3 separate regions of the Homo sapiens genome follow, and all the other regions are linked to region 2. Evidence: read pairs that join two places in POLR2A ChIA-PET (ENCODE). Cell type or tissue: PC-9. All regions are shown on one strand. Each heading gives the region's core, and the rest is flanking DNA. Links, peaks and the distances in the headings are about the cores only. Region 1 has its middle 5.8 kb from the start of SRSF1. Region 2 overlaps AKAP1-DT (AKAP1 divergent transcript). Region 3 overlaps C17orf67 (chromosome 17 open reading frame 67).

Region 1 (4,610 bases), core at 259-4,258, 930 kb before region 2:
CCACTGCACTCCAGCCTGGGCGACAGAGCGAGACTCCGTCTCAAAAAAAAAAAAAAAAGTGTCTCGTGATTTCAGCTCTTACAGCAGTTAACTCTTTGAATTTCTTTCTTCTCCTACCCCCCAAGTAATCATTTCCAGGGTAAAGTATGGTGCTGACACTAATATGAGGGAACTTCAGGAAGTTTATGGAAAAAATGGAATTAAAAAATAAAAATAAAAACTTTATTTCTCCATATAAGCTCCATCAAGCTCAAGACACTTTCATAAGTAATGATACCAGCCATTTAGTCCATCCCTAAAGAACTTCAGGTCCTGGGAATTTAACCATGTCAATGTACTCTTTTTCACTTTTTAAATTTTTTAAAATTTATTTTGTTTATTTTTTTTAGATGGAGTCTCACTCTGTCGCCCAGGTTGGAGTGTAGTGGTGCAATCTCAGCTCACTGCAACCTCTGCCTCCCGGATTCAAGTGATTCTCCTGTCTCAGCCCCCACGAGTAGCTGATTCCAGGCGCACGCCACCATACCTGGCTAATTTTTCGTATTTTTAGTAGAGACGGGGTTTCACCATGTTGGCCAGGCTGGTCTTGAACTCCTGACCTCAGGTGATCTGCCCACCTTGGCCTCCCAAAGTGCTGGGATTCCAGGCATGAGCCACCGTGCCCAGCCCTTTTTCACATTATTATTAAAAAAAAAAAGGGGTGCCATTTAAACATTTTTAAAGATTAAGAAACAAAAAGATGTCAGAAGGAGTCAAATAAAGACTGCCAGGTGGATGCCTAATGATTTCCCATTAAACCTCTTGCAAAATTGCCCTTGCTTGAGAGGAATGAGCAGGAGCATTGTCATGGTGGGGAACTCTCCAGTGAAGCTTTCCTGGGCAGTTTTTTTTTTTTTTTTTTTTTGCTAAAGTTTTGGCTTTCTCATAATAAGCATATCTGCTTATTCTCATAATAAGCACAAATTATCATTCTTTGGCCCTCCAGAAAGTCAACAAGCAAAATGCCTTGAGCAGCCAAAAAAAACTGGTGCCATGATCTTTGCTCTGGGACTGATCCATTTTTGCTTTGACTGGACCACTTCCACCTCCTAGTATCCATTGTTTTGATTATACTTTGCCTTCAGGATTGTACTGGTAAAACCATGTTTCATGTCCTGTTACAATTCTTCAAAAAAATGCTTCAGGATCTTGATCGCACTTGTTTAAAATCTCCATGGAAAGCTCTGCTCTTGTGTGCAGCTGATCTGGGTGTGCAGTTTTAGTAACCTTTGAGTGGAAAATTTGCTCAGCTTAAATTTTTCAGTTAGAATTGTGTGAGCCAAACCAATTGAGATGTCTATGGTATTGGCTTTGGTTTCTGCTATTAATTGTTGGTCGTCTTTTATGAGAGCATGTGAGAAACAAACTTACCCATCCAAACCCAAAGAATTGTCTCAGAGACCCAGAGAACAGCAAAAGTGAGACTTTTAATGACAGTCTTGCAAGATTGGGTGTCTGATAGACAGGCACACCCAGCACAGTTTTTTTTAAATTAAATTTTATTTTTTTGAGATGGAGTTTTGCTCTTGTCACCCAGGCTGGGGTGCAGTGGCACGATCTTGGCTGACTGCAACCTCCGTCTCCCAGGTTCAAGTGATTTTCCTGCCTCAGCCTCCCAAGTAGCTGGGATTATAGGCACCTGCCACCATGCCCAGATAATTTTTGTATTTTTAGTAGAGATGGAGTTTTGCCATGTTGGCTAGGCTGGTCTCAAACTCCTGACATATGGTGATCCACCCGCCTCAGCCTTCCAAGGTGCTGGGATTACAGGTGTGAGCCACCACACCAGGCCCCAGCATAGTTGTTTTTTTTGAGACGGAGTCTTGTTCTGTCAACCAGGCTGGAGTGCAGTGGCGCAATCTCAGCTCACTGCAACCTCCACCTCCCAGGTTCAAGTGATTCTCCTGCCTCAGCCTCCCGAGCAGCTGGGACTACAGGTGCATGCCACCATGCCCAGCTAATTTTTGTATTTTTAGTAGAGACGGGGTTTCACCACGTTGGCCAGGATGGTCTCTTGACCTCATGATCTGCCTGCCTCAGCCTCCCAAAGTGCTGGGATTACAGGCGTGAGCCACCACACCTGGCCCCCAGCACAGTTTTTTAACAAGCAATTTATCCCCTAGTGTGCAGGTCCCTCCCCTGGTTTCTCACAGGCTGCGTACTATGGGGTCACAATCTTCCCAGACATTGACTATTAATTGTCGGGTAGGGGCTTTAGGGTTTTCTTAGGGTTGTCTTGCTGCATTTTATTGCAGCCCACAATGCATTGCAATCCTAGTTAGGTCAGGGGCAATTCAAGTATTTAACTTATGACCTAAGTAGCTGGGCAGGCTGATAAGAGAAGACAAAATGAGCTATTTTGCAGACTAGTAAACTTTCATCTTATACTAAACTTTTTTGGTTTGGGTGAAGGCAACTAAGGGGGGAAAGAGAAGTGCGGGGGAAGAGGGAGGCTGACAAGCAGGCATCAGCTGTCCAAGTAGGGGTCTAGTATGTTCTGTTTCTTCTGTAGTTTGCTGACCTAAGCCCATGTAAGGCATTTTGTCTTGAAAACGGACCACTGTATTTATTATTGCCTTCAAGCATGACAAGATTAATTTTTTCCTTGCAAATTGATGTGGGTAGTCTGCCACTGCAGGCTTCCTCTTCAACAGTGTCTCATCCCTTTTTTTTTTTTTTTTGAGACGGAGTTTTGCTCTTGTTGCCCAGGCTGGAGTGCAATGGCGCGGTCTCAGCTCACCGCAACCTCCACCTCCCAGGTTCAAGTGATTCTCCTGCCTCACCCTCCCTAGTAGCTGGGATTACAGGCATGTGCCACCACGCCTGGCTAATTTTGTATTTTTAGTAGAGACGGGGTTTCTCCATGTTGGTCAGGCTGGTCTTGAACTCCCGACCTCAGGTGATCCGCCTGCCTCGGCCTCCCAAAGTGCTGGGATTACAGGCGTGAGCCACCGCGCCCAGCATCCCTTCTTAAAGTGAACTCTCCAATTATAAAATACTGATTTCTTTGAGGCATTGTGCCCATAAACTTTTGGTAAAGAATTAATGATTTCACCATTTTTTCACCCAAGGTTCATCATAAATTTGATGTTTGTCCTTGCTTCAATTTTAACAGAATACATGTTGCTCTGATAGGGGCTCTTTTCAAACATATGTCTTATTCTTTTTAGTACCTCAAACTAGATCCTGTTCATACATGTTATAACAAGTTAGTATGAGTTTATTTTGGTGTAAAAAAATTTTGAAATCCATGCATGATTTGTTCATAATACACATTTTCCATGAACTTTTAAAAGTCTCCTCCTGAGATTATTGGATTGAATCAAAAGTATTTAAAAAGTTTCTCTTGGAGGAAGGAACTTTTAATAAACAGTAATAGTGTTAAAAATTAGGTTGCTTCCGACAATGAAGTTGGTAAAGTCCATGCTTACTAAATCAGCTGGTTGTGGCAGCAATTAATAAAAATGCCAGTGAATGTATAACTAAGGAGTTTAGAAAACCCTCAAACTCCAATTAAGATGAGAATGTAATCTTAGGAGGCAAAACTGGAAGTGGTTGTAATTTGCTCAGCACAAAAGGAATCAACCATCTAGTATATTGTTTAGAGAACTGTGTGAAGATTAGCCTGTAGAAAGATAATTGCCAGTCTCTACCCAGCACTGCCCAGGAACAGAGACACAGAATCCAGGTGCTGTGAATTTTCCTGTCTTGGAGAGAAATACTTTGCTGTGGGGGCAGGGATCGTTTATCAGGTCTCAGGATCTGAATGAAATATCCCTCAAAATGATTCACCTTGTTTTGTTCTTATTTCCAAATAAATTGTTTACTTGCTTTTTTGATGTTTTACTCTTGTGGACTGAAATATGTTAACTCTGGATAACTGGTAACATCCTTAATTGTAATCATCACAAAGCTAACGCCATCCTGCAAGACCTGATAAAACAGCCGTCAAGACTTTTCCTGCCATATACTGACCTCATCATCAACTCCAGAACAGTTGGTTACATTCAAATACAAAAAAAGATGCCAACAGAAATAAGAATGTCCTATTCACTCTCAATTAAGTTTTACTTTGTACTGTGCTGAACTGAACAAAATCAGAAATTACTGCATTAAATTAGACAAGAATAAATCAAAGCAAATTCAGGTTGGGTGTGGTGGCTCATGCCTGTAATCCCAGCAGTTTGGGAAGCCAAGGTGGGCAGATCACTTGAGGTCAGGAGTTCAAGACCAGCCTAGCCAACATGATGAAACCCCATCTCTACTAAAAATATAAAAATTAGCCAGGCGTGGTGGCATATGCCTGTAGTCCCAGCTACTCAGGAGGCTGAGGCACGAGAATCACTTGAACCTGGGTGGAGGATATTGCAGTAAGCCGAGATCCTGCCACTGTACTTCAGCCTGGGTGACAGAGCGAGACTCCACCTCAAACAAACAAACAAAAAGCAAATTCAATTATATTTTTCTGGAATGAAATTACCTTGAAATTAAAAGTACCTATGTGTATTGTCTCATCCCTTCTTAAAATGAACTATCCAATTATAAACTACTGATTTCAGTTATCACTTCAG
Region 2 (4,610 bases), core at 405-4,404:
AGGAAGCTATTAAAGAGGGTTAAGTAGAGAGTGACATAATTTCTGTTTTTAAAAGCAAGCTGTAGCTGCTGTGGGAAGAACAGATTAGAGAGAGATCAGTGTCGAATCAGGGAGAGTAGTGAAAGAGGATGCTGGACGTGGTTCAGGTAAGAAATGATGCTAGTTTGAGCTAAGGATTATGGCTCTGGGGATGAAGACACTGCTTTGGACTTAAGATATATTTTGAAAGAGGAGCAGACTTACTCATGTTGTTGGTGGTAAAGAAAAAGGAACAATGAATGCAATGAATGATGATTCTTCTGGCTTGAGTTACAATGTGAACTGGGGTGCAATTTCCTGAGAAGGAGAAATCTGAAGGCAGAGAAGTGTTGGTTTCATTTTTGACCCATTGTTTTTGTGACATCAAAGTATAAATAGTAATTAGGTTGGATATGCAAGTCTGGAGCTCAGAGGAGTGGTCTGAATGGGAAATACAAATATGGTTTGAAAATCATGTTTAAAAAGATATATTAAAGACAATGCTAGGCCGGGCACGGTGGCTCACACCTATAATCACAGCACTTTGGGAGGCTGAGGCCGGTGGATCACGAGGTCAGGAGTTCAAGACTAGCCTGGCCAACATGGTGAAATCCTGTCTCTACTAAAAATACAAAAGTTAGCCAGGCATGTTGTGCACCTGTAATCCCAGCTACTCGGGAGGCTGAGGCAGGAGAATCACTTGAACCTGGGGGTCAGAGGTTGCAGTGAGCTGAGATCGCATCACTGCACTCCAGCCTGGGTGACAGAGCAAGATTCCATCTCGGGGAAAAAAAAAAAAAAAAAGGAAAAAAAAAAAAGGCAATGCTTAGCAGTAGTGGAGGTAGGAATAGAAAGAAACTGAGAAAATGATGTCCAGGGATGTAAGCCCTGGAAGCATTGGTAGGAAAGAAAAACAGGAAGATGGAAGGAGTAAAACAGCGAGATGGGGCTATGAATATGGTTATGAGAAAGAAGGACAAAGACCGGCGGTGAATGAGAGAAATATGTCAGTCATACCCGATGCAAGGGGACATGGGCACAGCCTGCCAGAAAAAAGGAATGAGGGAAGAAAAGAGGAGTGTGTTAACTGGAATACTAGAGAAAGTGCAAGATACAAGTCAAAGGGGGAAAGGTGAGAAAATAGGATTGACTACAATCACCATTAGACCTCAACCCAGTACCTGTGGCTGAGGAAGTATCCACAAGGTCTGAACAGTTCCAAGGTCACCACGGTGGCCCTAATATAAGATTAGAAAGTAGAGGAATGAGAAGAGAGGTGAGGGTGGAAGGTGATCCTAAGAACTTGGCCATGAGGAAAATAAGATAAGGTTGTTAGGCTTCAGCTTTGTCAGCTCAAAAATGGGCAAGGTCTGCCTAAGGCAGGAATTTTAACCTAGGATGCATAGGAATTTAACCTGGGACATCAAGGTTGTCCACAACACCCTGAAATCATTTGCATGATCTTATAAATACGGCATTTTTTTCGGTACAGATTAGTTATGGATCATTTCTATCAGACTCTAATCCTGACCTTAACAACAACAACAACAAATTAGAATCTGGTGAATAGAGCAAAACATTTTATCCAGAAAGGAGTATGTCAGTCAGAATAAGAAGGTAAAAAATAAAAGTATTCGAAGGAGACCAAAAAAATAAAAATAAAAATAAAAATAGAAGAAGTAGTAAGTGTCTGTGAAAGGAAGAAGGTGTCCAATCTCATTTAATCAAGAAGCTGGGCTCTCTGAGAAGTCAAACCAGTCAGATCTGAACCCAATGCTATTATTCATTTAAATTCTATGACCCAAGCCCCTCACTCTGACTCTGTACCCACCCAGCAGCCTTCTGATCATTCTCACTAAGGAGAGAAGCCATGATCGGACTGATGAAAGGCACTGGTCCACCAATGACATTTTTATCATTATAAATTACATAACCTACCCTCTCTCATTTTCTGTATCTTGTACATCATGTGAATATTTTTAGTATGAGTCAGCTTTCAGTTCTGGGACTTGAACATGGTGAAGTTTCTGAACCTGTTTTAAAGCTAAGTGAGGGCTTGACACAGGACCATGGGAAAATCCATCAAGGTAAATGCCACCTTGTGAGTCTCTTTTTAAAAGGTAGTTAATTCTCATGCATGTAATCCCAGCACTTTGAGAGCCCAAGGCAGAAGGATCGCTTGAGCCCAGGAGTTCAAGACCAGCCTGGACAAAATGGCAAAACCCCATCTCTACAAAAATTTTAAAAATTAGCTAAACAGGCTGGTACTTGCCTTTAATCCTTGCTACTTGCAGAGCTGAGGTGGGAGGATTGCTTGAGCCCAGGAGGTTGAGGCTGTAATGAGCTATCATCACACCACTGCACTGTAGCCCAGGCAACAAAGTGAGACTCTGTCTCAAAAAAAGAAAAAACAAAAACAAAAAACAGTTAGCTAGTTAATGAGCCGGGTGCAGTGGCTCATACCTATATAATCCCAGAGCTTTGAGAGGCAAGGCAGGAAGATCTCTTGAGGCTAGGAGTTCAAGAGCAGCATGGGCAATGTAGCAAGACCGTATATCTACAAGAAAATTTTAGAAATTAGCTCGATACGTGGCCAGGTGCGGTGGTTCACACCTGTAATCCCAACACTTTGGGAGGCTGACGCAGGAGGAGTGCTTGAGCCTAGGAGTTCAATACCAGCCTAGGCAACATAAGAAGACCCTGTCTCTTACAAAAAATAAAAAACATTAGCTGGGCATGGTGGTGCTCACCTGTAGTCCCAGCTACTCAGGAGGCTGAGGCAGGAGGATCTGCCTGACTCCAGGAGGCTGAGGCTGCAGTGAACTGTGATTGTGCCACTGCATAGCAGCCTGGGCAACAGAGTGAGACCCTGTCTCAAAAAAATTTAAAAAAATTTGCTGGATGTGGTGGTGCACTCCTGTAGTCTTAACTACTCCAGAGACTGAGGTGGAGGGATGTCTTGAGCCCAGGAGTTCAAGGTTGCAGTGAGCTATGATCACACCACTGCACTCCAGCCTGGGCAACATAACAAGACTCTGTCTCAAAAAAAAAATTAGTCAGTTGGTTTTCTTCTCTTGGCAGTCCCTCCAATTTCAGGGGCACATGTTTGAGAAATGCCCTACTTTTCTATTGGAAGCATCTACAGAAAGAACTTTTTTAGTGCTAATAAATACGAACTGTCTCCTTTATATGTATACACTGAAGGAGCCCTCCCACACTCCGCCCCACTCCCAGTTCTCTTAAAATGGAGATGCATTTGGTTATGCCCCAGGACCATGTGTGCCTGCAGGGAAGAATAAATAACCCACTCCTAGAGAAGTCAATGGAAAGAGCTGGGGGAATAACAATACTAATGGCACTTAAGTAACTAAGGCTTAATGAGCACTTAATGCCCAGCACCATGCAGAGTCCTTTATCCTAATCCTCCATCAACCTCAAATACTAGATACTCTTGTTATCTGTATTTATTTCTGTATCACAGCAATCTGTATCACTGTATTTCTGTTCCACAGACCTTAGTCACACAAGAGCGATGGCAAGATTTTCACCCAAGCCATCTGACTTGGAACCCATGGATTAACCAACTGCCACTGGAGGCAAATCCAGAGACCAAGGGAGCAGTTTATACAGAAACAGGTCTGTTATGGGTGGAATTAGGTCCCTTCAAAAGAACGTTGAAACCCTAACCCCCAGTACCTCAGAACGTGACCTTATGTGGGAACAGGGTTATTGCAAATGTAATTAGTTAAGCTGAGGTCATCCTGGGATAGATTAGACCCCTACTCCAGTGTGACTGGCGTCTTTATAAGAAGACAACCAGGCCGGGCGCAGTGGCTCACACCTGTAATCCCAGCACTTTGGGAGGCCGAGGCGGGTGGATCACAAGGTTAGGAGATCAATACCATCCTGGCTAACACGGTGAAACCCTGTCTCTACTAAAAATACAAAAAACTAGTGCAGCATGGTGGCATGTGCCTGTGGTCCCAACTACTTGGAAGGCTGAGGTGGGAGGATCACCTGAGCATGAAAGGTTGAGGCTGCAGTGAGCTGTGATGGTGCCACCACACTCCAGCCTGGGCAAATTATGTTTTGGTCGGGCGCGGTGGCTCATGCCTGTAATCCCAATACTTTGGGAGGCCAAGGTGGGCAGATCGTGAGGTCAGGAGATCGAGACCATCCTGGCTAACATGGTGAAACCCTGTGTCTACTAAAAATACAGAAAAATTAGCCGGGCATGGTGGTGGGCGCCTGTAGTCCCAGCTACTCGGAAGGCTGAGGCAGGAGAATGGTGTGAACCCAGGAGGCGGAGGTTGCAGTCAGCCGAGATCGCGCCACTGTACTCCGGCCTGGGTGACAGAGCGAGACTCCATCTCAAAAAAAAAAAAAACAGAAGACAACCATGTGAAGGCAGGGAGACACAGAGACAGCACCATGTGACGACAGAAAATTGGATTAATATATCTATAAGCCAAAGAATGCCAGATCGCCAGCAAACCACCAGAAGTAAGGAAGAGGCAAAGAAGGATTCCCCTACAGGTTTCAGAGAGGGAGCATGGCCCTGCTGACACCTTGATTTGGACTTCTTCCCACTA
Region 3 (4,592 bases), core at 593-4,592, 260 kb after region 2:
TCACACCTGAACGGCCCTCCCCACCCGAGACTTGCAGCAGCCTCCCAGGGTGTGATACAGGCTCCGACTCTCTCCAGTCTCACCACCTCAGTCCACCAGAGGTTGCCTTATGCTTTAAAAAATTATAAAAATAATACAAGCTTGCTTAAAGCTTACCAGTGAAGGAGACAGATTTTTAAAAAGTAAATAAATGCAATACGTATAAATTATGGTGAGTGCTGTGAGATGGAGAGTGGTGGTGGTGGGGGCAGGGAACTTTTTATTAAGAAGGCTGGTAAGGGCAGGCTTTCCTGAGTAGGAGAAATTTCAAATTGAAACCTGAAGGATGAGATAGATCCAGTCATTAAAAGAGGGAGAAAAAGCACATGCAAAGGTCCTGAGGCGGGAGTGGGCTTGTTAAGCTGAAAGTGAGTGAGTGTGGCCAGATGGCAGTGAGCAGGAGGGGAGTGGTTGGAGTAAGGTTGGAAAGGGCAGTAGGCACAAAAAACACAGGGTCCTGTTGTGCTTGGTAGGGATTTTAATTTTATTCTGACTCTCATGGGAAGATGAGGAAAGATCTTATGCATGGAAGTGATGAGGTCTAACTGATACTTTCTATTTCATCCTTGCTGCTACCTGGAGAACAGATTGAAGTGAACAGGGAGGGAAACTAGAATCCCATTTGGGAGCCTGGTGCCAGAAGCTGGGTGAGGGAAACAATGGCCTAGACTTGGGTGGTGGCATTAGAGACGGAAGGATCTAGATCCATGTTGTCTAATATGGTAGCACTAGCCACATGTGGCTACCGAGCACTTGAAATGTATAAGTGTAAAATCTACACCAGATCTTGAAGGTTTAGTACAAAAAAAGGCATAAAATCTCTCATTGACAACTTGTTTATATTGATTATGTGTTAAAATAATAATATTTTGGATATTTCATCATGTTAAAATATAATATTAAAATATTTAACCTTTTTACTTAAAAAAAGTGGCTACTGAAAAAATTTAAATTACATATGTTGTTTGCATCTGTGGCTTTATGTTTTTATCGGACAGTGCTGATATAGACAAAAGTTGCAAAATTTAAAAAAATATTTTTTTTTGGAGACAGGGTCTTGTTCTGTTGTCCAGACTTGAGTGTAGTGGCATAATCATTGCTCACTGCAGGCTTGAACTCCCGGGCTCAAGTGATCCTCTGACCTTGGAATCCCAAAGTGTTAAGATTATAGGTGTGAGCTACTATGTCTGGCCAAAAAATACTTCTATTGTAAATTTACATTGGACACATTAGAAATTTATAGCTAAGTATAGATTTTGTTTCTGGCCCACAGAAGATATTTATTTGATATGATAAAACAAAATAGTGTTCTATCCAACCACAAAGAGTAAAAGGAGTGAAAAATTTGAATATACACATACAAAACTCAAGCTGTTTAACGTGACAATTTTTCTTTTTTCTTTTTTTTTTTTTTAAATAATGCTACTAGCTGCACGTGTTGGCTCACATCTGTAATTCAAGCATTTTTGGAGGCCAAGGTAGGAGAATTGCTTGAGCTCAAGAGTTTGAGACCAGCCTGGGCAATATGGCAAAACCCATTTCTACAAAAATATACAAAAATTAGCTGGGCATGGTGGCACATGCGTGTAGTCCCAGCTACTAGTGAGGCTGAGGTAGGAAGATCACTTAAGCCTGGGAGGTTGAGGCTGTACTGAGCCAAGTTCGTGCACTCCAGCCTAGGTGACAGAGGGAGACCATGTTTCAAAAAAAAAAATGCTCTAAAATTCCTTAGTTATTGAAAATTATGTGAAAACAGAAGGATGTTAATAGCAGCAGAGTGCATGAAATCAAATATTGAATTTTGAGCAAATGGGCCAGGTGCAGTAATTCTTTCTTGCCTGTAATTCCAGCACTTTGGGAGGCTGAAGCAGGAGGATCACTTGAGCCTGCGAGTTTGAGACCAGCCTGGCTAACATAGTGAGCCCCTATCTCTGCAAGGAAGAAAAAAAATCAGCTGGGCATGGAGATGCACACTTGTAGTCCCAGATACTCAGGAGGCTGAGATGGGAGATCATGAGCTCAGGAGGTTGAGGCTGTAGTGGGCTGTGATTGCACCACTGCACTTCTGCCTGGGCAACAGAATGAGACCCTGTCTCAAAAAAAAAATTTACTTATATATATATATATTTGAGCAAATGAACATGTGAGACAACTTTGCTAACATTGCATGATCTTTTTTTTCTTGTTTACAATCTGCTCAAAATATCTTTATGTTGACTGTGTGGGCAGCACATTCAGGTTTAATATCAGTTACACATTAGCATAAATTTGGAGAAATACACATAGGGTATTGTTTTCTTTTGAGCTGGCAAAGTGACCACAGAAACATCAGATCATCTCTCTGAATACAGAATTTTATCCAAATAAATGTCACATGCTTTCCAGACATATTTTAATCATGTATTGAATTTCTTAGGCTGAGAGCAGTGTCTCATGCCTGTAATCCCAGCACTTTGGGAGGCTGAGGCAGGAGGATCACTTGAGCCCAGGAGTTTGAAACCAACCTGGTCAAAATAGTGAGACCCTGTCTCTACAAAATAAAAAAATAAAAAAGTTAATTGAGTGTTGTGGTGCGTGCCTGTAGTCCCAGCTACTCGGGAGGCTGAGGTGGAAGGATCGCTTGAGTCTGGGAGTTAGAGGCTGCAGTGAGCCTCTGCACACCAGCCTGAAGTGAGACCCAGAGTGAGACCCCCATCTCAAAACCAAACCAAACCAAACCAAGCCAAACCAAACCAAAACAAAACAAGAAACTTTCTTCATGTGATATTTATAGATGATTTGAATTTGAAATGACTTCAGCTTCTTAAACTTTTGTTGTCCTTATAAAAATACCCTTGAATCTGGAGCATGGCTGGTTCCAGTCTTATGACAGCATGTTGCGTGAGGCCCTGTAAAAGATGAGGAGTTGTCCCTGAGGTTATGGGGCTTACTGGGAAGAGCACATGATCTAGGTTTGAAGACAGAAGACGTAGGCTCTACCTTGGCATCCATAATGTGTGAACTTGAACTTGATTTCACATCTTTGAATCTCACTTTTCTTACTGTAAGATGGAAGTGGACGATGAATAGTACTAGCTGCCATGAAGGTCATAGCTTTCCCCTCATCCTTTATTGCACCCCACAAGGTAGGTGCTCTTATCTCCTTTTGACAGGGGAGGAAACTGAAGTTCAGAAAGGGTAAGTCACTTACCTAAGGCTACATTGCTAGAAAAAATTGAAGCTAGGATTTGAACTCTGTTTTTCTGTCTCTAAAGTCAGCTGAAAATTGTTTTTCCCCACTCATCATGCCCCTTGCTAATTTCCCTGCCTACCTCTGAGATTATTGGGAAGATCAAATTAGACTGGTGAATGGGCTTTAGAAAAATGTCCTAAAAGATACAAATGTGTAATAGATCATGAATTCTCAATGAAACAGGAGCATAAATGGAAGCTCCAGAGAAACACTCACAAACATCTGTCTGGTGCTTATCTGTCTGTTTAAATGAAGTGAATATCACATGTTGCTTTTTCAGATTCAAGCTCTGAAAGTCATATTACAGAGGAACAATTTCCTTCCTCAGGATGAAAATTTACAGGAATTCGGAGGAAAATATTTCAGTGGTCATTACTAAAACGCTCAGAGTCAGATACATTCAGCATCATACCGTAAGTCCCGTTAGTCAAAGCATAAACAAGCGCAGGGCCTGGCATGGCTTCCTTCAAGTTGGCTGACTCAGTCTGGGAGGATTCACTCAGCAAGAGGCAGAGGAACCAAGGCAGGATGAAGACATTGCCTGTGCTCGTGCTGTCTCTTACCTTACTGACTGTCTTCTCAGGTGGGCACTGACTCCAAAAACAGCCTATTTCTATGCTGACATGATAAATAATAGTCTATTTGATATTTAATTTTTTAATTTTAAATAATATATAGTGTATATAGATATTTCAATGCTCTTTCTTTTCTTATTTTTCCATAAGAGTAGGCTTCCAGAATTTTTATCATTAAAGATGTTATATATTTTTTAAAAATCTTTAAATGTATTTGAGCACTAATTCTCAAAAATGCTGATAAATCTTCAGCTTCTAATAGCTTATTTTAGAGTTTATATGAGATCACCAAAATTTGATATATTTTTATGATGATAATATCTTTTAGAATTTGCAAGTAATTATCAAAGCACTTTTATACTATCTTCTTTGAGGGGTTGTGATGATCAAGTTTAACATAATCTTATTATCACTGGGCATCTTCCAGTAATGACTTTAAACTTGATTTAGTGTAGTGAGGATTAAAAAAAACTTCCATGAAAGCAAACCTAAGACACACAGACCAGTGAACTGAAGATTCATTAAATTAATACCCACTTTCAAAGAGATGGACCATTGCAATCAGTAAATATGTTTAGGTTGTGCAGCTTTTGCTCTGAGTAATCATGTTAGAAACAATTCAAAATTCCTTCCTGAGCCCTCTGGAATGCTGCATCCTTTGGGACAGGTCCCCGGGAAAGAACTTTCATGTTTTAACCAAAATTGAACTTGCAAATCTTTTGCCTTGGACTGTTGAGATGGCTCAT

The links. ChIA-PET counts read pairs that join two places held together with the same protein. Peaks named below come from ENCODE experiments on the same cell type or tissue, not always from the same donor. Only the 100,000 strongest peaks of a DNase experiment are listed, where the experiment ranks them.
Region 1: POLR2A ChIA-PET joins it to region 2 with 5 read pairs; 5 of 35 experiments call an interaction of 5 or more read pairs at or near these places.
Region 3: POLR2A ChIA-PET joins it to region 2 with 8 read pairs; 2 of 35 experiments call an interaction of 5 or more read pairs at or near these places.

What each region holds. Positions count from the first base shown.
Region 1 is chr17:58,010,711-58,015,320 of GRCh38, reverse strand. No RefSeq gene overlaps it. Among named protein-coding and RNA genes, the nearest start is that of SRSF1, 5.8 kb to the right of the region's middle. In PC-9, for the core only: no CTCF peak of the experiment used is centred there; no DNase peak of the experiment used is centred there.
Region 2 is chr17:57,078,331-57,082,940 of GRCh38, reverse strand. AKAP1-DT (AKAP1 divergent transcript) reads left to right here. Exons shown (of 3, transcript NR_186437.1): 2 at 3,531-3,654; 3 at 4,238-4,610. Among named protein-coding and RNA genes, the nearest start is that of AKAP1-DT, 4.4 kb to the left of the region's middle. RefSeq lists an enhancer at 3,152-3,890. In PC-9, for the core only: no CTCF peak of the experiment used is centred there; a DNase peak (open chromatin) is centred at 2,030.
Region 3 is chr17:56,815,018-56,819,609 of GRCh38, reverse strand. C17orf67 (chromosome 17 open reading frame 67) reads left to right here. Exons shown (of 8, transcript NM_001085430.4): 5 at 3,600-3,854. The coding sequence starts at 3,800. Among named protein-coding and RNA genes, the nearest start is that of C17orf67, 17 kb to the left of the region's middle. In PC-9, for the core only: no CTCF peak of the experiment used is centred there; no DNase peak of the experiment used is centred there.